4 separate regions of the Homo sapiens genome follow, and regions 2, 3 and 4 are each linked to region 1. The links are chromatin loops, found by intact Hi-C in ENCODE. Cell type or tissue: B cell. All regions are shown on one strand. Each heading gives the region's core, and the rest is flanking DNA. Links, peaks and the distances in the headings are about the cores only.

The links. Peaks named below come from ENCODE experiments on the same cell type or tissue, not always from the same donor. Only the 100,000 strongest peaks of a DNase experiment are listed, where the experiment ranks them.
Region 2: it touches region 1 in a loop (5-fold over the local background); 11 of 110 quality-filtered maps call a loop at or near these places.
Region 3: a loop joins it to region 1, with 7 times the contacts of the local background. A loop is called at or near these places in 6 of 110 quality-filtered maps.
Region 4: it touches region 1 in a loop (3-fold over the local background); 16 of 110 quality-filtered maps call a loop at or near these places.

The regions. Positions count from the first base shown.
Region 1 is chr10:62,814,854-62,820,519 of GRCh38, reverse strand. It overlaps EGR2 (early growth response 2), which reads left to right and starts at 4,154. Exons shown (of 2, transcript NM_000399.5): 1 at 4,154-4,659. The coding sequence starts at 4,491. RefSeq lists silencers at 1,524-1,773, 2,274-2,423, 3,334-3,413, 3,704-4,133, 5,154-5,243 and enhancers at 2,504-2,673, 2,311-3,308. In B cell, for the core only: CTCF peaks have their summits at 1,959, 2,188 and 2,388; DNase peaks (open chromatin) are centred at 2,399, 3,779, 4,019, 4,959 and 1 weaker place; H3K4me3 peaks cover 4,041 bases; H3K27ac peaks cover 2,151 bases; H3K27me3 peaks cover 2,550 bases.
Region 2 is chr10:62,454,588-62,460,253 of GRCh38, reverse strand. It overlaps a transcript of ZNF365 not described here. Among named protein-coding and RNA genes, the nearest start is that of ZNF365, 83 kb to the right of the region's middle. RefSeq lists an enhancer at 2,728-2,777. In B cell, for the core only: no CTCF peak of the experiment used is centred there; DNase peaks (open chromatin) are centred at 2,483 and 3,533; H3K4me3 peaks cover 638 bases.
Region 3 is chr10:62,651,052-62,656,717 of GRCh38, reverse strand. It overlaps LOC124902436 (talanin), which reads right to left. Exons shown (of 6, transcript XM_047426120.1): 2 at 1,788-1,875; 3 at 1,237-1,351; 4 at 232-322. LOC105378327 (a long non-coding RNA gene) reads left to right here and starts at 1,133. Exons shown (of 3, transcript XR_946002.3): 1 at 1,133-1,292. RefSeq lists enhancers at 713-792, 843-892, 1,133-1,362, 1,210-1,379, 440-1,639 and 2 more and a silencer at 3,808-3,857. In B cell, for the core only: no CTCF peak of the experiment used is centred there; DNase peaks (open chromatin) are centred at 1,207 and 3,277; H3K27me3 peaks cover 1,098 bases.
Region 4 is chr10:62,730,624-62,736,289 of GRCh38, reverse strand. No RefSeq gene overlaps it. Among named protein-coding and RNA genes, the nearest start is that of ADO, 71 kb to the left of the region's middle. In B cell, for the core only: no CTCF peak of the experiment used is centred there; DNase peaks (open chromatin) are centred at 549, 2,719 and 3,079; H3K27ac peaks cover 823 bases.

The DNA.
Region 1 (5,666 bases), core at 289-5,288:
TTTTGTCTTCCACTCCAGTAACAGTATTAGTATGGAAGGGAACAAAAATGACATTACAATAGGTAGAGCCTATAATGATGTGCAAGAATGTTAATAAATCAAAACACAAATATGAACAAATTATTTGTGACATCCCTCTTGGCTGATGGTGATCCTGTCACCACACTGTAAATGAGAATTTCAAATCTGGGTTAAAAAAAAAAACCTGAAAATCACTCAGGAGACTCTGGGGTCCAGCTAGGACCCTCAGGTTGCCACCCCTGCTTGTCACCCTAAACACTCTCCCGCAACCCCAGGAGCAAGCCTACTAAAGGGTTTCTCTGCATCGTTGTTATTTTACTTTCTGGCTCTGGAATCTGGACAAAGCAAATTGGAATCTGGCATGAGTTTGCTACTCTTTTAATAGCCCTGATACATCTTGGAGTGCCCCATTTAGTCGGGCATTTTTACAGGTCTATTTTAAAGAAAGTTGTTTCTTTGTTGGATTTTTAATCAAAACAAAAAAGTTCAAATGCTTAATAGTAGGGACCATGGTACATGTTTGTATTCAACTCTCACATTCTCCATCCCCACACCCCTCCACCTCCAGCACAGTATCTTGCTCAGTAAACCCTTTGGAGTTTTTACTTGTCCGCACTTCTTTCTTTTCTCACCTCTTCTTGTCTCCAGGAAGGATACTGTGGGGCTAGCTTCTCTTATGACAGCGCCTATTAGTATGCTGGCTTTGTGCCAGCCTGGCTATTCCATCCACAGTCTAGGTCTGGAGAGCCCAAGAACTCAAATTCTCCCTTTACAGTGGGCAGGGGGCGTGTCCATGACAGTCCCTTCCTCCTTGCCTGTAGAAAGCCCTGACCTCAGCTTTGCTCTCCTCAGAAATGGCAAAGAAAGGAGATGAAATTGGCGGAGGCGGCCTGATTCTTCCCTAGTGGGCTGAGTCAGGCTCCCAATCCTCAAAGAAGTGTTCACTTTTCAGACCTGGGTTTTCCTGAGGGCACGATGTAGCGACCACTGTGCGCTGTACTTGGATTCAGAAGACCCAGCTGCAAGTTTGGACACGACCACTTACCAGCTACGTGACTTTAGGCAAGCCACTTTAGCTTTCTGAGCTTATCCACAGGGTGGCTGGCTTGAAAGGGTGCGCCTTGATTCTGTTCCATTATCTGCACTACCCATATTTAAGGGTTGGTACTTCAAGAGACACTCAAAAAAACAAAGGTTACGAGAGTTATCTACTGACTTGTTTCAGCGGAGGTTCAATAAAGGCCTCCCAGGACTGGCCCCAGGCATTCCCTGGCCTCCCCGCAGCTGCCGCCCGTCCCCGCCCCCACTCCATTCCCTGCGCACCCCAGGCTGATGCAGCGTAGCTCTTAGGGGGAGGTGTGAGTCCTTGGAAAGCTCACAAGAATTTCAGAGGGTCAGTCACTCTCATTTACTCTAATGTGCTTTCAAGACTCCTTGATGGGGCCCCCTCCTCCACCCGCCTTCTACTGGCATCCTCCTCCGGGAAAGGTGGCAGCCGAAGACCTCGCGGTTTTCCCTCGCTCAGGCACCCCGCCCCGCCCCCAGCCCCGGTCCTGCCCTCCGCGCCCTGCTGGCCGGGCACTCGGGCGTCCAGGAGCTCCCCCTCGGGGTGGCGCGCGGCGACCGCCGGCGGGTTTGGCAGCAGCGCCAGTCGCGGGGCGGCCCGGGCAACTCGCCCGCCTGCCGGTCCGCCCACGTGCGCAGAGAGGAGCGAAGCGCGAGCAGTCGCCTCGCCCGCGCTTGCTGCCGGTGGGTGCCTCACCTAAGGGGCCGGCGGGGGCCGTAACCCGAGCCCCATCGCAGGGATCCGCATTTGCATAATTCGGCTTTCCCCCGTTCTTTCGGACTCAGGGCCCGAGATGCGAGTCGGACTCCCTTCCGAGGCGTCGTCTTGCCCATGGTCAGCGCGGGGGCCGCGGGACCCGCCAGAGCGCAGGCGGAGTGGGCTGGCGCACGTGGTAAGAACGCAGCTATCTTTTCTTGCTTTTCTTTTCTTTCTTTCTTTCTTGAGAAATAGGACTTTGCACATTTTTGCTGGGGTGGGGTATCTACTAGGGTGCTAACCTTGCTGCGATTTCTTTCCATGTCCTTTTCATCCCCAATTGGAAAAAAGCGCACAGCGCGAGCGAGAAACTTTCCCAAATGTGCTCTGGGTGACTTAAGTCAGAGAGATGGCCGGCCGCTGGATACCGGCTGTTTTGGAGGGAGGGGGAGAAGCAGCGCTTCAGTGGAAGAGCAGAGGGAGAGACCGCTCCCGGCAGCCTCAGGGCCCTGACCGCGGTGCGCTGGGCCCGGCGAGAGCTGGCGCACGGCTGCAGCGGTCGAGGCAGGTGAGCGGCTGAAGACCCGCCTGCAGCGCCGCGCTTCCTCCACGGCGTGGCGCCGTGGCTCCCGCCCGCCCCGGCCCACACTAAGCTAGGGCCGCTCCGGGCCCGGGGTGAAAAAGGGACAGGACAGGCCTGCGAGGCTGACCCTGCGCGTTATCCCTGGCCTCCGCGGCTTTGGAGCGGGAAAGGGCTCTGGGGCAGTTCGCAACCTGCACAAACGACCATGAATGAGTCATGCAGGCGGCGGTGCGCTGGACTTGGGCACCCGGGACCAGCCTCCTGTGGGGCCCCGGACAGGCCCGGCTATCCATTGCGGGCTGGGGCGCACTGGGAGGTAGAAGCTTTGCGCCCAGCAAGCCAGAACCTGCTGCTATTTGGACTTTGGAAAAGTTTTTAAAAATTGCTTTGGGAACGAAACAGAAGGGTTTCTACCGGGGTCTCGCAAAGTAAAACGAGTGGGTTGGGGGATGGGGATGGCGTCTTGAAAGTGATTAGAGATGCTTTCGGCCGTCACTGAGGACCGCGCTGGGCTCACCGAGGTGTTTTTTGGGGAGGGAGAGAAAATATTTATTCTAGTACGTGTATTCTGGCTCGGGTGCGGGCAGGGCGCGGTCCTGGATCCTGGGCTATGGGGGTCAGGGGGATTCTGTGGCTGCAGGGACCGGTAGTGAAGGTTAGGCCAGTGTCTTCATAGAACCTCCTGTCCAGCGAGCCCGGAGCCCGCTCTGCCGCCGGGACACTGCTGGCAACGACGGCGCGCGGACGCAGTCAACAGGGAGGTGTGTAGTGTAAGGTGTGTGAGCGGGTGTGTGAAGAGGGCAGCGGGGGCGGGAGTGTGTAGCGGAAGTGGAGCGAGTGTGAGTGTGTGTGTATGTGTGTCTGGAGGGGCAGGGTGAGTGTCCAAGCTTCCATCTGGACGCCCCCACGCAGCCGACCGCCCAGACGCGCCGGGAAGGGCGCCCGCTCCGCGCAGCAGCTGAAGGGGGGCGGGGAGCGCGCGGGCAGAGGAAGGAGGGTGTCTCCGGCTGAGGATTTCTCTCGAAGCTCCCCACAGTAATTCTGCTCCTCCTAGGGTTTACCCTCCCAGTCCCAAGGTGCCCAAAATACTTAAACAAACAAACAACCCAAACCTGTTCCGTTTTCGCTCCTGTATAAATAGAACAGACTTTCCAAAAAAGCAATACGCATTCACTCTTATCACCAGCCACTTCTTTCCACCAAGTAATTCAGAAAAAAGCAGTCAGCTTCCGTGAATGCATGTAGCTTTTTTTTTCTTCGCTGCCTCCTTTTGCTTGCGGTTTTGAGCTGCCAAGAAAGTGAGTAGGGGTTTGACTGTAGTGTCTCGGCTCCGCTCGGTTTCTTTCCGAAGTTTAATTTTCCGGAATGGCTCCCAAACAAGGGCTAGGGAGGCGGAGCCGCCGGCACCGGATCTTCGCCTTTTTTGGAAAGTCCCAGAGAACCGGAATTCCTCCCCGCCCCGGGAGGCTGAGCCGCAGCCTGGAGCAGCTCGCTCTCCTGCTGTGGCTGTGACTGGGTCCATGGCGCGCCCTCTCCCCCGCGATCCCTGCGCCCCGGACCCAGGCTGCAGCTAGGGCCGCGCGCCCGGGACCCCAGCGATCCCCGCCGCCTGCGAGCTGGAAGTCGCGAGCCCGGCGGAGTCCGCGCGGCCGAGCCCGTGTATGCAAATCAGCCATGTGACGGCAAAAGCCGCCTGGCCCAGCCCTGTTCCTCAGTCCATATATGGGCAGCGACGTCACGGGTATTGAAGACCTGCCCATAAATACTTAGAGCAACACTTTCCGTCTAACTGAGCGAGGAGCAATTGATTAATAGCTCGGCGAGGGGACTCACTGACTGTTATAATAACACTACACCAGCAACTCCTGGCTTCCCAGCAGCCGGAACACAGACAGGAGAGAGTCAGTGGCAAATAGACATTTTTCTTATTTCTTAAAAAACAGCAACTTGTTTGCTACTTTTATTTCTGTTGATTTTTTTTTCTTGGTGTGTGTGGTGGTTGTTTTTAAGTGTGGAGGGCAAAAGGAGATACCATCCCAGGCTCAGTCCAACCCCTCTCCAAAACGGCTTTTCTGACACTCCAGGTAGCGAGGGAGTTGGGTCTCCAGGTTGTGCGAGGAGCAAATGATGACCGCCAAGGCCGTAGACAAAATCCCAGTAACTCTCAGTGGTTTTGTGCACCAGCTGTCTGACAACATCTACCCGGTGGAGGACCTCGCCGCCACGTCGGTGACCATCTTTCCCAATGCCGAACTGGGAGGCCCCTTTGACCAGATGAACGGAGTGGCCGGAGGTAAGCCGCGTGTCTTCGCAGGCCCGGACCTGCGCGGCCCGGAGGTGGTGGATGGGGTGCAGTGGGTGTGCGGGAATCGCAGGAGAGGATTGGGGCTCCAGGTGGACGGTGCTGACTGCACTGGCTTTGAAGACTGGAAGTGGGTGCAGGAGGAACCTGCGACAGCTGAGACCAGGGCGCGCGGGCAGATGCGCCAGGTCGCCAGCAAACCGGCGTGCGTGCGCCCCGGCGCGCCCAGCCCCGGGCGAGCGCAGGGATGGGGGTGGAAGAGGCGTCCCCCCGGGTTTCGAGGCTTGCGTAGGCCCTCTGGCCGGCAGCACTTCGACCTCCCCTCTCCCGGGGCAGGGGCAAAGTGACGGTAAAGTTCGGGGCTCTCGGGGAGAGCTGCGCGCCTGGAGAGCCGAGCGGCGGAGAAGCGCCAGGGGAAAGCGTCGGTAGCTCCCTCCTGGGCAGAGCCGACCCCGGGAAAATCTCGGAGCGCTCCCTTCTTGCGGCCTGGAGGCGCGCCCCCACCTGCCCGCCGCCCGCGAAGTTGAGGGGGTTAGTAAGGCGGGGGCTCCGGCCGGCGGAGGCAGCGAGTGGGTGGTGGAGGAGGGCGCGCAACGGCGGGAAGCAGCCCCCGGACTGCCGAGGGAGGCCCGCGGGGGCACCGGCGACGCCGGTTTCCTTGGCGATGCTGTGGAAAGTCGTCTCTCGCGGCCCCCGCGCCTTCCTCGAGGCCGGGCCACTGGCCTTGGGCTGAGGCGGGGACGCGCGGCTGTCGGGAAAGGCGGAGAAGATTGGGAGGGCACGGAAACCTACGGACTCCTTCCTCTACATCCCCCATTCGCTCCAGCAGCCCTCGGCTGAAGCGCAGCGGGAGAGGGAGGGAGAAAAAGGCACAAGGCGCCGGGGATGGGGAGCAGCCGGGAAATCACCCACCCCCTTCTCGGGCTCTCCTCTCGGTTTGGCACCATCACGGCACTGACTGGGATAGGTCGATTCTTGGGTGGTGTTTGTCTTGGTGC
Region 2 (5,666 bases), core at 667-5,666, 360 kb after region 1:
GGGACTTGGACAAGTACTCAATAATTATTTTTTGACTTATTGTCAGTTCGGATCAGGTCTGACTGCCACAATGTACAGAAGAACTGTAACCATCGTTACAGCCTCCATGCCATCACCACTTACCTCCCAGTGATATGGCCCCTCTCAAGAGCTGTTTGGAGGTAGAGAAGAGAATAAGACCAGTGGCAAGTCACTCAAATCTGGTACTATTCAGTTAAAAGGAACATCATATATAGGGGGAAAAGCTACAGAATATAATGGACCCTCATTTTAAAGGAAGAAACAGACTTTCCTCCTTGCTAATGATGACTTGGGAGAAGGAGAATGTGAAAATGTGTGTTTTCATACAGAAACCAATGGCCTGCTGCGCCCCTTCCAGTCTCTCTCATATGGACCCAGATGGGCTGCTGGTTATTGTAACCAGGCCCAACCCACCCACCCAGGTGGTGGCTTTACCTCCAATTCCAGGTCATTTTGGCACACCAGGCGAGCTTCGCCAGCACCTTTCCAGCTCTGAAAGGAAAAGAAGGGTACTGCCATCATGAATGGAGCTAGTGTGTAGACTGAATAAGTCACAGCAAGACTACAAGCAGTGCCATGTTCCATTCATTTAAGTAAAGAGAGCTGACATATTTTCCCAGGCTAGAAACAGAAATTGCATTAATGTGCTAATTGCAATCAGGACTATATCACTTTGCCTTTTTATTGCATTCAGAGTTTTGTTACCCTATATTAAAAATCATACACCACTCTTCATTTCCCTAAATATTTTAATTGGTATATTTTAGTCTGGATGTGTGTACATTCTCTGTTCCCTCCCATCTGGGTGTAATTTTCCATCGTCTCCCCCTGATGATCTGCATTTTCTCCTTCAAGTCCCTCCTGTAAACCCACTTCTGTGGATCTTGCTTTCACATTATGCCATTAAAAGATCCAGCTGGAAGGAAGTGCCTCTGAATGGAGTCCAAGAGAAGAAACAAAGAAGATGGAAACCAGATGCCATTGAAGTCATCCCCATGTGAGTCATGGTTTTCTCCTGGAAAGTGTCTATCTCAATGCTGTGCATCTTTTCAATTTGAAGCCCACTAGGCAGAAGCTCTCCCTCCATCTATGTGTGTTTTAGCCATCCTCAGTAGAACCATATATTTTGAATACTATTGGCATACAGTAAATGTATACATAGTACTAACAGTAACAAATAAATATTTACTAGTTAGGTTTTAGATCCAACATAAGATAGTCATTTCTTTCATGGGTCATTTACCCACTCTTATTCCAGGCCCATTCTTCACCAGCTACTCTCAGGATTTGAAGTGAATGCTCTAGTTTGATAAGGGTGTAGGGTTTAGGATTGTTCAGTATTAAAAACAAATAACAACAAAAAACCAAAATATAGATAAAGCCAATGCTGACCTCCAGAGGTTAGAATCAACATATCTTTTCTTGTTTTTAAGTACAACTTAAACAGATTTCTGTGTAACAGATCGTATCATCTCTGAAGTTTGTTCATTCAGGTAGGAAAAAAGACCAAAAACTCAGCTAATATTATTAAAAAATAATAATAAAGTGAGAGGAAGATCCCTGTTTTCCCCAAGTGGTTTTAAGAAACAGCTTTCAAAACTCTTCTAGAAGGGTATTCAATTAAGCCAGTAGCAAAAATGTAACTGGCAAAATCTAATGTTGTTTTAAAAAAAACACATGTGCATGCACCCACATACACACACATTTATATACCCACACAATATTATATATATATGTGTGTGTGTGTGTGTGTGTGTGTGTGTGTTCAAGATGGTGGACTGGATGCTTGCATTTATCTACACTCCTTTTCAAAATTCTGCTGAAGAGTCAGTTAAGGAAATAAATTCATAACCATGCTGAAGACAAAAAAGGAAACCATCAGCAGACATTTTGATACTTTTCTGGAAGAAGGAAAGACAGTGAATAGTATGGATAGATGAAACAGAGCAGAGAAAGCAGCACCCCAGATATACTCAGGAGGAGGCTGCAGAAAGGGTGGAATGTTCTTTCCAAAGAAGCCTTGGGGAATCTTCACGTTGGACATGAACAGATTCAGAACTCAGGAATGGAAAGAGGAGCAAAAACCAAGTGATTAACAGAAGGTTGACCAGAGAATGGTTGCACCGTTTGACTTTTGTCATCTCTCTCCTCTTTTCCCATGCATACAGATGGAGCAGCAAGAGGGGATTCAGAAACCTTCGTCCCCTCCCCAAGATCTGATCTATTAAGAAAATAAGATGTCTCCCTGGGAGAGCTAAGGCTTGTTGTATGGTATTTGGCATTCCACAGTGAAGCCCTCTGTTTTTGGTGTTTTGAGGTGAAAAGAAAGTCATTTGCATGATTCTCTGTACTTGCATCCTAAAGGGAAGCTTGTGGTTGACACATCCCACCCATGTACACAGCCAGCCACCAACCTCAGATATGCTTACTGAGGAGACACACCTACTCAGTGGCAGGGAGCTGCACCTGACACCTAGCCACCGTTGTTAATTACCTAGCCCTTCATTCATAAATATAAACAAATAGCATGAATGATTGAGTTGACAGAGTGGAAATGGGGCATGAAAGAGAACTGTTATACATGTGGTGTCAAAGGATACTATCTAACACCAAAGACTCAAGAAATAAAACTGTAAGTCTATTGTTTAAAGTTATAATTGTCACTGTGGTTTGCCATCTCACATCCATTTCCCCTATATGTAGCTAGCAGAACCCTAACCTTCATTTGAAGTAAGCCTTCCTTCTCCACTCTTAGCTCACATGCTTTGGCAAATGTGAATGTAATTCTACACCCATGATGGAATATGGGACCTAGGTCTAGGCCAAAGTGTACAACCTATGCCCTTGGCCACATCACTTGTTTTGAAATGAGCAAGCCAACCCCATCTGCTTAAGTGGTATAGAAAATTATTGTGCAGAAATATTCTCTGCCTCCTTCTCACTTTCATGGGAGGAGAGTACGTCTCCATTCGGTTGATTTGGGGTACAGTCATGTGACTTTCTTTGGCTAATGAGATGTTAGCAGACATGACACAGCATAGGGTACACATGTTTGTGCAGCTGGTCTTGCACTCTTGTGCCTCTGTCATCACCATGAGAATATGCTTGGGATGGGTCACCGGTCTCAGGAAAGAAGATAAGAGACATATGGAACAGGGCTGAGCTACACTAGCCCAGAAGCGTAAGAAAGATCAGCAGAGCTGTCCATACAAGCCCAGCCTAAATTAGCTGACCCCCAGCTGAGCTCAGAAGTGTGAGCAGCTCCTACTAAGATCAGCAGAACCCCCAACAAGCCCAATCTAGATCATCTGACCTCAGCCAACCCACACATACACATGTTAAGTAAATGCTTATTGTTGTAATCACTGAGTTTGTGTGTGTGTGTGTGCATGTGTGCGCACGTGTGTGTGTTTTAACTGAGCATCATTGTGGTCACAGCTAAATAGCATTACAAGAAAGACAGATGCTTACTTTCCTGCTAGTCTAGAATCTAAGAGGATATGAAACCAGAGCTACAGCTGTGGTCACCACATAGAACTTGAAGATGAAGTGTGCAGACTGAGGACAGCTGAGCTGAAATCGAGTCCCGCTCACATTGAGCTCTCAATTTAGCCTGGTCTAATGCCAGTTCTGCCTCTGATCTTGTTTATATGAGCCAGTAAATTCCTTTTGTATTGCTGAAATCAGATGGATTTGGCTTTTTCTATCCAACTTGCAATCAGAAGAATCTTAACTAATACCAAAGTATACAGGTAACCAATGATAGAAATAAATTCATAAAAATGAGAAGAGAGGGGTGGGGGAGTGGCGTACACAAAATAATTTCTCATCTTACACGGCATGGACAACATAATGTTCAATTCAGTAAATCAAGAAATATAAATATAGGCATGTTTTATGGAGATGATCATGGGAAAGGACTGAAATAAGAAATAAAGTTGGTTTTACTGGGACAGAGAATATGACCAAGGGATGAGGTGTTCATTTTTTTTTTTATCTTATGGAGATCTGTGGTGTCCCATGGGTGGCCACTAGCAGCAGTTGGTCATTTAAATTTAAATTAATTAAAATTTAAAATGCAGCCTCTTGTTCACAGTAGCAGCATTTGTAGTGCTCAACAGCTAGCTACATGTGGCTAGTGGCTACTGTACTAGATTGAACAGATATTGAATCTGTCCATCACCATCACCGCAGCAAGTTTAGTTGGACAACGCTGTAGTGGAGTGTCAGGAGTCACTGTGTAAAGTCAATGAATCAAACAACAGAAGTTTAAATACATCATTCAAAATTGCCCCATCACGATTTCATGGTACAGGCCCTGGAGGAAAAACAGCTTAGTTTCCTTTCAAATCCCAGCTCTGATACTTACAAGTTACTGAACCTTGGGTAAGTCACATTGATCTTTCTGTACTTCAATTCACTTATCAGTAAAATGGCAGAATACATGCAGACCTTTCTCACAAGGTTGCTGTGAGAATTAAATAACCAAATATATGTAAGTTCTTATATTTTGTGCCCAGCATGTGGTAAACATTCAATATTTACTTTTTATTTTCTATCCTTCTCTAAGTTAATTTTATTTTACCATATGCACATAGTTTAAATAAACTATGTATATATGAGATTTATAAATCAGTATTTAAATATAAATATAATATTTAATTTTTATCTCTCATATACAGTATATGTACATATACATATATCTCAGCTCCAGTTCATGGGATTATAGATGCTTTCATTTTCTTCTTTGTACATTTCTATAGTTTCCAAATTTCTGTATTGAACATGTATTATCTTTATCACCAGAAAAAAAAGTTTTTACTTTTAAAGATACCAACATATTTTGAGATGAACAGTGTTCTACATCTGGATCATTTGCTTTTGCTGATTTAGTCCACAGGGGCCCATTACATAATCTGTTGTTAGCCAACTGGGGCTTCATGACCTCTTTCCTGGGCTATTACAAAATCCTCCTGGCTGGTCCCCTTCCCTGTCCAGCTCTCTCCCAGCCTCCCTGTGCTGTCTCCACAGTGCTGCCAGAGTGATCCTTCCACAGCACAACATTTATAACACTCCCCTGCTTAAAACCTGTCAGCGTTTTTCTGTCCTTTACAAGTTAACTGCCCAGTCCAAGGCATGCCCCACCAAAGCCTTCTTATTCTAACCTTGCCTGCCTTTCCAGTCTTTTAACCCCCCACCAAATGTATCCAAGTCTCCACCCACAAACCACAAGGAGGAACATTCTTCTACCCCTTCTCCATTTCCAGTTGGAAGTCCCATTTATCCCACAAGATGTGCCTAACTTTGCACTAATCTCCAAAAGCAGAGCTCAGAGCTCCCACTCCAATCAGCACCACTGTCTCAGAGCCTGTTCTACTGAACAGCAATTATTTGTTTACATTCCAGACTCACCCTCAAGTATGCGCTCCTTGAGGGTGTGGCATCTTTGCCTTCCTGTGTCCAGCCCAGAAATTGACACCAAATAGTGCTTAATAAATGGTTGTTGCACGGATTCAGGAAGAAATTGTTTTAATTAAGATAGTAAATGTTCACTGCAGAAAATTAGAAAGTCTAGATAAATCAGAAGCAAAGAAAAAAAAACATGAAGCACATGTAATACCACCTCTCAGTAACATCAACACCTT
Region 3 (5,666 bases), core at 161-5,160, 160 kb after region 1:
AGTTAGAACATGTTTCCCATTTGAGGCAGTGGGCCACTTCTCCCCTAGACCACAGAGGGCCCACCTCTCTGTCTCCTCTTAAGAATTCAAGAGGCTTACCAGCCTGGGAGGCTGGGACCACCCAGATGGAGATGAAGTGAACTTTCAGCAGAAAGAGGGAAGCACCTGGAAAATACCTGGATTCTGCTTTGAGTGGAAATGCAGAGACAACCACATGTTTTGGACACCCACCTCTCAAAGTCCTGGAGTCCTAAGACGTCCTTCTCATTGTGATGAAAAGTCCCTCCACAAAAGGGAAATAGCACCCAAATTTGGCTAAATCCTGAAACAGAATTAAATGACCACATTGAATTCTCATGATAAGTCTTTGAGGAAGATGTCATCATCATCCCCAATTAAAAATTTTATATTTTTACTTTATTTTATTTTATTTTTGAGATGGAATCCTGCTCTGTCACGCAGGCTGGAGTGCAGTGGTGCAATCTCAGCTCACTGCAACCTCGGCCTACTGTGTTCAAGTGATTCTCCTACCTCAGCCTCTCAAGTAGCTGAGACTACAGGTATGCGCCACCACACCCAGCTAATTTTTGTATTTTTAGTAGAGAAGGGGTTTCACCATGTTGGTCAGGCTGATCCTGAACTCCTGACCTTAAGTGATCTGCCCACTTTGGCCTCCCAAAGTGCTGGGATTACAGGCATGAACCAATGTACCTGGCCTCAATTCAAAATTTTAAACTGAGGCTCAGAGAGGCTGAGTATCCTGACTGAGGTCACACAGCTTCTAAGTGATAGAATGGGGATTTGAACCCAGGGAGCCCAACTCCAGCCTGAGGGATTGAGAAAGAGTGAGCTCCAATTCAGGGTGTCATCTTCCCATCCTCCACTCCACCTTTTTAAGCCTCATCTGAAAATATCATGCAAGATCACCTTTACCACACAGAGGAGAGGAAGAAACAAATAAATATGGGGGAGGAGGAAATGGAAAATAGAACTCCCACTGGGGTCTAGCTATTAATATGTCTGCCCTGTTCTGACACTTGAATAGGTCTGGTTCTGAGTCTGCTACTGAAAGGAACCAAAAATGACCTTGAATTGAAACTCCTGCATAGGGAGGTGCCGTGATGAGCTCGGAGAGACCACAGCACGACTCTGCAAGTGTATTCAGCACAACGTCACGGTTGCTTCCAGTTGGCCAGGGGGATGCTGATGAGGTGGTTTCCAGATCTGATGAATTACCTGACTGCCAACGCCAAACTTGGGTTTTCCTCTCTGCAGGATGGAGAGGTTGGAAGGTGAGATGGTCTTTCCAAGGGGGAGCCTGTTTCATCAGTGGCTTCTTTAGATGTGTTGACTTTGTGGAAGAACCCCAGTTAACAGGAACATAGGGAGGGGTTTTCTTCAGTAAGTACCAATGTCAGCCAATCCCTTACCTCTTTAATCTCATCTCCCATTGTTTTCTCTGCTTTTTCTGCCTCAGCACACTGGCTTTTTACTGTCCCTGGAATATGCAAGGCACACTCCTGCCTCAGGGCCTTTGCATGTGCTCTTTCTGCTGCCTGAAACCTTTCCCCCAGATACTCCCATGGCTTGCTTCCACTCCTCTCATGCCTTTCCTCAAATGTCCTCTTCTGAGTGAGACCTTCCCTAGTTATCTGTTCTAGCAACAATTGCATTGTCAACTCCACCTCCCTCAACATGCACACATACACATTCTCACTCCCCTTCCAGCTTAGTTTTCTTGTTAGCGCACTCCACCTTACAATCTCCTATGCATAATACTGACTTACCTTGTTTTTGACTGTCTCCCTTAGCTGAAGGTAAGCTCCGTGCAGGCAAGGATTTTTATCTGTTTGGTTCCTCTCTGTATTCCAGCACCTAGAATAATAAGTAGCTAGTGCTCAATAACAACATGTTGATCCATGCGCAGTGGCTCACGCCTGTAATCCCGGCACTTTGGGAGGCCGAGGTGGGCGGATCACCTGAGGTCAGGCATTTGAGACCAGCCTGGCAAACATGGTGAAACCACGTCTCTACTAAAAATACAAAAATTAGCCGGGCACATGCCTGTAATCCCAGCTACTCAGGAGGCTGAGGCAGGAGAATTCCTTGAACCCGGGAGGTGGAGGTTGCAGTGAGCCAAGATCATGCCACTGCACTCCAGTCTGGGTGACAAGAGTGAGACTCTGTCTTGAAAAAAAAAAAATTGTTGAACGCGCAAATGAATGAATTTATTAATCCTAGCCCTGAGATTTAGTAACCAGGCAGGCTGTAAAGAGTTAGTTAACTTCCTTTCTAAGCTTCATTTCTGCAACCATAAATTTAGAATGAGAATTCCTATTCTCCTTGTGAGCTGTGCTTTTTCAACAGGATTACAAAAGGGCACACCCAGCACAGTACTCATACGGACTCAGTAAGAACTGGCTTAATGACTGTGCGTTCAGTGAAAGAATTACCAATAACAGTGGCAAGCGTTTGTAGAGTATTTCTATGAGCCAGGCACTGTTCTAAGCATGTATGTTTATTAACCCATTTAATCTTTACAACATCCTGAAATGTATGTGCTATTATCATCATCATCCTAGCTTTAAAAATAAAGAAACTGCAGGGGTAACTTTCTCAAGGCCACATGACTAATAAATCACAGAGCCTGGATTTGAACTCAAGCCCAACTATCTCCAACATCCATATCTTACCCACTTCAGCATACTGCTTCCCTATAGCAAGAAGATGTAATTTACATAACAGAGGCACAGGAAATTCCATTTAAGTCATGAAACCTCCTATTTACAAATTTGAGTTTTTAAACTTGTAAGATGTCTTCTGGGATCAAATGTGATGATAATTCAATTTCTAAATCAACTGGAACAGATGGAGGCCAAATTGTATTTAACTCCAAGCCATGCAATATCTTTGGCCATGAAATGCTACCATTGTGGAGATGTTTGTAAATTATGTTTTATTTAGACACACTCTGTATGAACATATATAAGACACAGTTTTAAATAGACAGCAGTGTCATTTAGTTTCCAAAGCTGAGTGGAAATAAAAACCAGGGCCATGTAGACACACCCTAAACCTAGCACCTGCTTTTGAGGCTGCTTCAAATAATATCATCCTGATTTTTCTTGTGAATTGGCTTCGATCACTTGTGATTCCTGTGCATCTAGCATGTCTCATAACCGGCAGTCATTCATAGCCTATTTTAAGTGTGAGCATTCAAATGCTAGGTTTCGTTCATGAGCGACAACTCAGGCCATCTTCTCTGTTCACGGTGCTGGCTCTACAAGTCACTGCACACTCAACAGGGAGGTGCATGCACACAAACTTTCCAAATCGTCTTTAAAGGTTTTCAGTTCCCTTTTTTCTTTTTTTGGTTTCTATTGCCTTCCCAGTAATGGCTAAGACATTGCCAGTTTGTCTTGCTTCTTGTGATTTCTCCAGATGGCCTTATGGCCCAGGAGATCAGTTGGGACCAGGTGTTAATATCCCACTGATTTTAATCTGGCTTTTATTTTTTGTTGCAAGAAACAGAAATCTATTCAAGCCAACTCAAGACAAAGGGATTTCACATATTGCATTACATTACATTATTTTTAAATGGTAAATCCAAGAGCAGGAGCCATATCAGACCCTGGCCTTAAGGAATCCAGAACTCGAAGATGCTTCTAGATTCAAGGAAGCTCCCAGGTCTTCCACAGTAGGAGTTCATGGATGTTTGATTTCTATGTTTAAGCAACAAATGCCATGTCTTCTTCTGCTCCCTGTACTAACTGATGGTTATTTGTTTGTTTCAAGTTCAGGGCCCTAGGAGAGAATCTGATTGGTCCAGTCCATCTTTCAAAGTAGTCTGCACCTCTCTCTTCAGCATATGGGTTGTCTGCCATTGGCTCAGGTGCCCTGCCAGGGCCAATCATCTATGGATAGAGGAAGTGGGGCACTGGGTACTGAGTATGGCTTCCTGGGCCTGTCCCTTCAGCAGAAAGTGTGGGCAGGATGGGTACCCTCAGAAGAGGCTGTAGGTGGGTTGGCACAGTATTGACCTTTCCACAATACCATTGTGCAAGACACTGATGTCATATAGCCAAGACATGTAGTGGTGTATCAAGGTAAGATGATATTGTATTGACAAAGATACAAATGCAACTCAGAAAGACATCTACAAAGCCACATGCATGTATCTTTGCAATTGGCATGCTTAAAACATGAAACAAATACCATTATTCCTTTGTGATATGTTTTATCTAAAAATATTTATTCTTTTGCCCAAGTTCAGCTGTCAAACTCCATGGCTTTCTCAGGCAGGGCCTCCCAGTTTTGGTGAGCAAACTGCATTCAGCACAATTTCAGCCTGTGCCGTTCACAGAGATTACAATGGGATGACTAAACTGTAGCCACATTAACCTTTGCAGTTGCCAGCCAGTTATTGAGGTTTTGTTGTGATCGAGCTAGTGAAAACCTATTGGATTTGTTATCACCATTGACTCAGTGTCTATAATGCTTTGGGCTACAGCTTTAAACATAGGCTGAATGAATACCCACATAACTTCAGAGGTCCCATATGTCAAATATATTATGCACATGTTGTTGGTGATCTCTCCTTTGAAGACTGGCCCACTTCCACCTGGGGTCCCTGTAGAACAATGGCTCTATGATGGGACATTTTGACTGAGGTAGGAATGTTAAGGAGCATGAGTTGCGATCCAGGACTGGATGCCTTGCTGCAATGTGTGTGAAGGTTGTGGTGGGGGCGGGGGAGAGGAGCTGCTGATATAAAGGCAGAAAGCATGGCAAACTTGGCCTGCATGACAGTTCTGGTGAATGAAAACCCCTAGACAAAGACCAAATACCTGGGTTCGAGGTAACTGTCTTGAGAAAATTCACTACTGATGGTGGCATCGGTGATCTGCATTTGTATGAACTGCAGTCTCTATTTTTGAGTTCTCAGCAGAAACCATTCTCTCTTGTCACCTGAGGTGCACAGCTTTCTAGGTGTGTTTTTCTTGTGCCCCATATCACTTTCTGTCTATATTTTTAAAATATCTACCTGATTTTTCTTTGCCCTTGGATGAAAATTTCTTTTAAGACAAAATCATTGTCTGATTCATCCTGGTGTTCCTGCTATGGCTTGGAACATGGTAGGCATTCAATAAATATTTGTGGGATGAATGATAGTAAGAACCTAAATTGTCGTTTGAGTCACCAAATTGACCGTGATCCATGTTGTGCTCTCTGCTCAGTGGCAGTATTTGGCACAGGGGAATGTCTGAGATGGCATCATTGCCAATCAAAGCTATTTTCAGGGTCAAGTATAATTTTGCAAATATCTCTAAAATAGTTACTGTGAAAACACCATCAATATATCTTGTAATATGTGAAAGGGTGTACAGGCTCCATTGATTACCAGAACAAAGATGGAATTCCTAAGGACAGACCAGGAAAGTTCTTTGAGTGAAGACAAAGAGAAGGAGGAAGATGTAGAAGAGGAGGAAGAGGAGTAGGAGAGGAGGATAATAGCTGGCATTTATTGACAGTTTGTTATGTGCCAGGCCTTGTCATAAGCACTTTGTATGTATTAACTCATTTAATACTCACAGAAGCCCTATGGGGAAGATACCATCATCCCGTTTTGCAGATGAGTCCGGTGCAAAATAGGGCAAGTTGCCTTT
Region 4 (5,666 bases), core at 306-5,305, 84 kb after region 1:
ACCCTCCTATTACACAATTTGAGCATGCCATTGTTTTCTGCTGGGACATGTCCAATATATCTATGAAATAGTATCTGGATGTCCTCTCTTTGGGTCTTTCTTCCGATGGGCAATTGCTACAAGGACAATTTAAGACATTGCTTTTTGAAGCAGTTGTTTAATCTCACTGTCTTTCCAGACACCAACTCAGACCCCTCTGGGATGAGTCATTCTATTTGTGTGGGTGGGGTTAGTAAACTCCCTGAAGTGTAAGAAAGATTGTGTTGATAATGATGACAGAGAATTTTCTCAAAAGTCCAAGTCCATAGCCCCAAATAAAATAAACAACCAAAAAAAATAGTCTATGCATTTAGATGCATTGGACAGTGACCTACAGCTCAGCCCATCCTTTCTGGGCAGGATGTGGTTAGAGTACTATACACGATTAAGAAATTTCCCTTCTGAGCCTCTTCATCCTGTAGCTTGGTGTGGATGAAGTCCACCCAAGTGACACCTGGACCCTGAGGTATTATGCATGTGGAATTAGTAGAAGAGCTTTGAAAGCATCAAGATAGTGCATTAATGTTCTTCTGCCCCAGATATGGTTAAAAATGGCTCTTGGCAAGACTCACTTCCTTTATTTTGGACATAAGCAGAGAAGAACTAGCTTTCTGTGGCAAGCAATGATATATGGCAACCTACCTGGATGGTTGCCTATCTGATATAATGCTTGCAAAAGTGCTAAAAGCCCTTCCTCCCCCAGACCTCCTCTCTTTCTTCCCAGAAGTTCTGTCACAATTCCAGAAATTCCCATTATTAGCACGAGACCTTAAGAGTATTACAGAAATCCTTGGCAGAATTAAGTACATATATGGTTTGACTGCCTGGTGTCATGTGCAGGAAGAATGGCAAAATTGGAGTACTGATTGGGAAGCAGGTAAGCAAAAGTGTGAGACATCCAGAATCACTCAGAAATGGCAGACGTGTCAAACACAGCACAGTGAGGTGAGTAGGTGACTGTCGAAGGCACTGTATGCCTGAGCGGGCCTGAGTGTGATTAAAACTGTCATCAAAGATGAGCTTTGCTGAAACATAACACTATAGTCTATGTAAAGGGTTCAGGTTAAAGCTTAATAAACATATTTCCTTTGCTACTTCATTTATAACGTGGCTGAAAGCTGTCACAGAAGGTTGCCAAAAGATACTTAATAGTTGTCTGATCTCAAGAAACTAGACCATTATAGGTAACTCTGGAGCCAGAATGTCAATAATCTGTCAGGATGACTAATCCCATTTCAATGAATGAGAATGACATTGTTGATTGGCACTGGGCTTGTGAGCTTGGGTTTGGAGGTGGGGAGAGGTGACGCATGTACCACGTATTTGCCAGGACTACCAAGGGACCTTTTTCTGCTTTACTCCATAGTCATATCTAATTTCTAAGTGTTCATTGGCCCCATATAGGCTTCAGGAATTCCTAGTACTGCCTTCCTTGGAGTTTACTGTCATTGGATCGATTAGCAAAGGGTAAATGCATGAAACTTTCCATTTCTCTTTATGCTTGTGTCTATAATTTGGGTAAGATGGCAGGTGATGGTTTGGGGATCTAGGCTGAGGTCTCATGAGCTAAGAGGATTGGCTGATTAGGAGCACATCATGATACACTTGTTTCCTTTCATACCTTCTCTGTTTCTCTCTCTCTCTCTCTCTCTCTCTCTCTCTTTTCTAGGCACCTTGACCTACTTTTGTCCTTAATCTTGCCAAGCACGTTTCCCCCTCGGCCCTTTTACCAGGTATGTTCCCCCAGTAATCTCTCTCATCTGTTCAGGTTTTTTCAATGTTATCTTCTTCATTGACCCCTCTCTCTGAAGTGCTACCCCCTCCCCAGGCCAATCTCAATTCTCTAATCTTAGTTTATTTTTGCTTCATGGTGCTGCTCATTACTACAGAATATTATGTTCAATAGCTCTTTATCTATGTGCAGATTTTCTATCCTCTTCACTAGAGTGCAAGACTTTGAGAGCACAGACTTTGCCTGTTTATTGTTGTATCCCAATGCCTAGACGAGTGCCTGAACATAGCAGGTGTTAGGAAATGTTTGTTGAATGAGTGAATGGAGTGTTGAAAGTAAGGAGACTTTTCTAGGCCAGGGGTTTCCTGCCAAGTCATGTGCCAGCTCCAGAGAGCAATGCTTATGGAGACAAGGCAAGAAGCCACAGCAAGGCGTGTGGTAAGGGCTGGTGGTAAAAGCTGATCTGGGAGCCACAGATCACAGCAGTAGTCAGAAAGCACAGTGTTTTCTAGGAAATTCTGGATCAATGTCAGAATCCAAGTGAATGACAATGACAGCAGATGTGAGTTCCTAGCACAGATAACTCACGGGAGGCACTTTCTCAGATGCGAAGCTTTCCAAATGCTTATTGCTGGAATGGAGCCCACATGGGCCCTGAGAAGCTCTGAGGCTGAGCTCAATTCAGAGGTGGTAAAGTAGTTAACCCAAGGTGGTTGGTGATGGAGGCCTAACTGCTGTGAAGCCATCATTGATGAATCCATTCTGTTCTGCAGAAGAGAGAGCCATGTCTTCCAAACCAGTTCCCAATGCACTATAGCCTCCCTTTACAGATCCTTGTCTCCCAACCCCACCACCCCAAAATACTTTTTTTTTCAAAGAAGTTATGGTGCTGACAATCCCCCAGGGACCAGTGGTCCACTCACTTCTTATGTCGGGGAAATCCACTCGACAGCAAAGGGCTCTGTGCTGGCTGGGAATCCCCACTGCAGCAGCAATCTTTGTGGGGCTGAGCTGCAAACGCTTTTCAGATTTAGCACGCAGCCTCATGAGGAGGAATAGTTGCAGTTGCCTCTGCTGAGAAACAAAGCTGATGACACTGAAACATCTGGGAAATGGGAATATTATTTCTAGAAGATGAAAACAAATGTCCAAGCTGGAAGTGCTGCTGGCACTGACCTTTGTGTGCCTGGTTCTCCCACCCCCAAATCAATTTGTACACTCCTAGGATCTGTGTAGGTGGAAAGACTTTGCTGTGTATTTGTAACTCAGCTCATTATCTGAGGGTAAGAAGAAAAGAGGCTTGGCGTGGCTTTCAGAGGAAGTAAGGTGAAGACTGTTCTCCCCCAAACAACTAAATAAACCACGTAGACCTTTCATGACTCAGAAACCACAGACTCCACAGCTAACATGCATCTATTCATTCTTGTCTACAAGTATTGATTGAGAGCCTGTTGTGTGACTAACACAGTGCTTGGGTTGAGAACGTAATGGTAAAACAAGATTCACTCTCTCCCTTCAAAAGCAGGTAATCCCACTCTAATGTGGTACATTCTACAACATGGAGGCAGTGGAATATAGTAGCAAGGAAGGTAGATTGGGTTTTGCCACTAACTAGCTGTGTGACCTTGGGCAAATCACTCTGCTTCTCTGAGCTTCAATTTTCTCATCTATATTTCAGGGAAATTACCCACGTTATGGGATTTAATAAAGTCATATTTACTATCAATGTTTAGCCTAGGTGCCAATAAATATTAGCTATGGTCTGGTTATGATTTTATGATAAGTGTTATAGAATGCTGTGGGGTACATTTATATATTGAAATATGCTATTTCTGGGCAAATATAACTATGTTCAGGATAAAGCCTAGAAAAAGTTTGAGTAATTGGAGGTGCTATGTTTTGCTTCTTGCTTGAGAGACCCTCTCTCTGAGTCTCTCTCCTTTCCCCTTTCCTGGAGCCCTGTGTTCTCTGGATCTCCCTTGGATTTTCTCCACCAAAATTTCCTCTCAGTGGATTGACAGATTGGAAGGAATCTAAGGACAGTATGCACATGGCATTGTCATTGATTTAGAGCATCACCCTTCCTGGAGGTATTCACATCTCACCCAGAAAATAGTGAGGTGTCAGTAAAAACTGCCTTCTGAAAGTAATTAAAGAGTTTGGTATTTGCATAGGGAGAGACAAATTGAGAGGGAAAAGTTCCAGAAACAGACCCATGAATACATGGAAATTTGGTTTATAACAGAGATGGCAACACAAATCTGCAGAGAAAGAGTGAACTACTCAAGTGCTGGGATAATTAGCTATGGAAAAAAAGAAATATCCCTATGTCATACTCTATACCCAGGTAAATTACAGATGGAATTAAGACCTCAGTATGAAAGGGAAAGTTTAAAACTTTGAGTTGCAAACATAGGGCACTTTAAAACATCAGAGCTATGTCTCAAAAGGCATACATCCAAAGGAAGAGACTTATATTGAAATATTATACTTGTGTGCCAACAAAGACACAATAGAGAGTTAAAATATAAGCTGCAGACTGAAAGAAGATACTTATAATGCCTACAGATAGCAAAAATTCTTGATACAGATGTATGTTTTAAATTCCTACAAATTAATAGGAAAAGATAATCCAATAAAAATGGACAACTAATATGAACTGGACAGTCATGGAAAAAAGAAAGAAACAACTCAGTCTCATTAATATCAAGTGAAATCCAAATCAAAACCATAGTGTGATATGATTTCAAACCCCTGAGGCTGGCAAAAATGATAATATCTGATAAAACCAAGTTTGTCAAGGATGCAGGGAAACAAATATTCTTATACATTGCTGGTGGGAGTGTAAGTTGGTGAGTCTATGCTGGAGAGTGCATTGGCAATATCTGTCAAAGTTGAAGATGTATATATCCTAAGATTTAGTCATTCTACTTCTAGGTATGTAAGCTAAAAGTCTCTTGCACATGTATACAAAGTGACAGGTGAACATATGTTCATTGCATCATTGTTTGTAAAGGCAAAAACTGGAAATCATTTAAATGCCTATCAATGAAAAGATGGACAAGTTGTGAATTAGTCATGTAATGCAGTACTATACAGCAGTTAAAGTAAATGAGATAGAGCTACATATACCAGTATGGATCGATCTCTGAAAGGTAATATAAGAATAGAAACAGCAAACTATACAAGTATCTGAATTATAAAATACCATTTAGATAAAAATTTAAAAAACACACCAAACTTTATATTGTTAACATGATATATTTATACATTATATATTTATATATGATATATGTTGCTTATATATTTGTTATATACAGCTACATCATATATTTTTAAAGACACATGTTGTTTATATAAAAATACATAGTGAATGTATCACAAACAAACATGGGCTGGACAGGCATGTCCTCACTCGAGGACAATCTGGAGATGAAGGAAAGAGACAGGGATGGCAGTGATTTGGTGTAGGGGAACTTAAAAAAGATTGGAACCTAATGTAATAAAATGTTATTGTTAAATCTAGGTGGTTGATGGCATATATGCAGATACATGTACTTTTCTGTGTTTTGATGTTTTAAAATTAAAAAAAACAAATGGAAAAGAACTGGTTCTATTTCTTGCTAATATCTTTTCAAATGAACTAACTCTTCAATTAGATAATGCCTATGGGTCTATTTACTCCCTACTGTACCTCATGGATTTGATATGCATAGTTTGACTTTATGTCAAGTTCTGTTCTTTGCAGACCGGGCTCTTCTAGGGCAGAGAGGCCATGTGTGCGTGGGTAGTCCCTTCACTTCACAGAGATGCTGACCAAGGTGTGCAGGGACATGAAACACAGTCCATGCTCTGCTCCCCAAGATATACCCCTGGCACAGGTCTGCATAGTTGC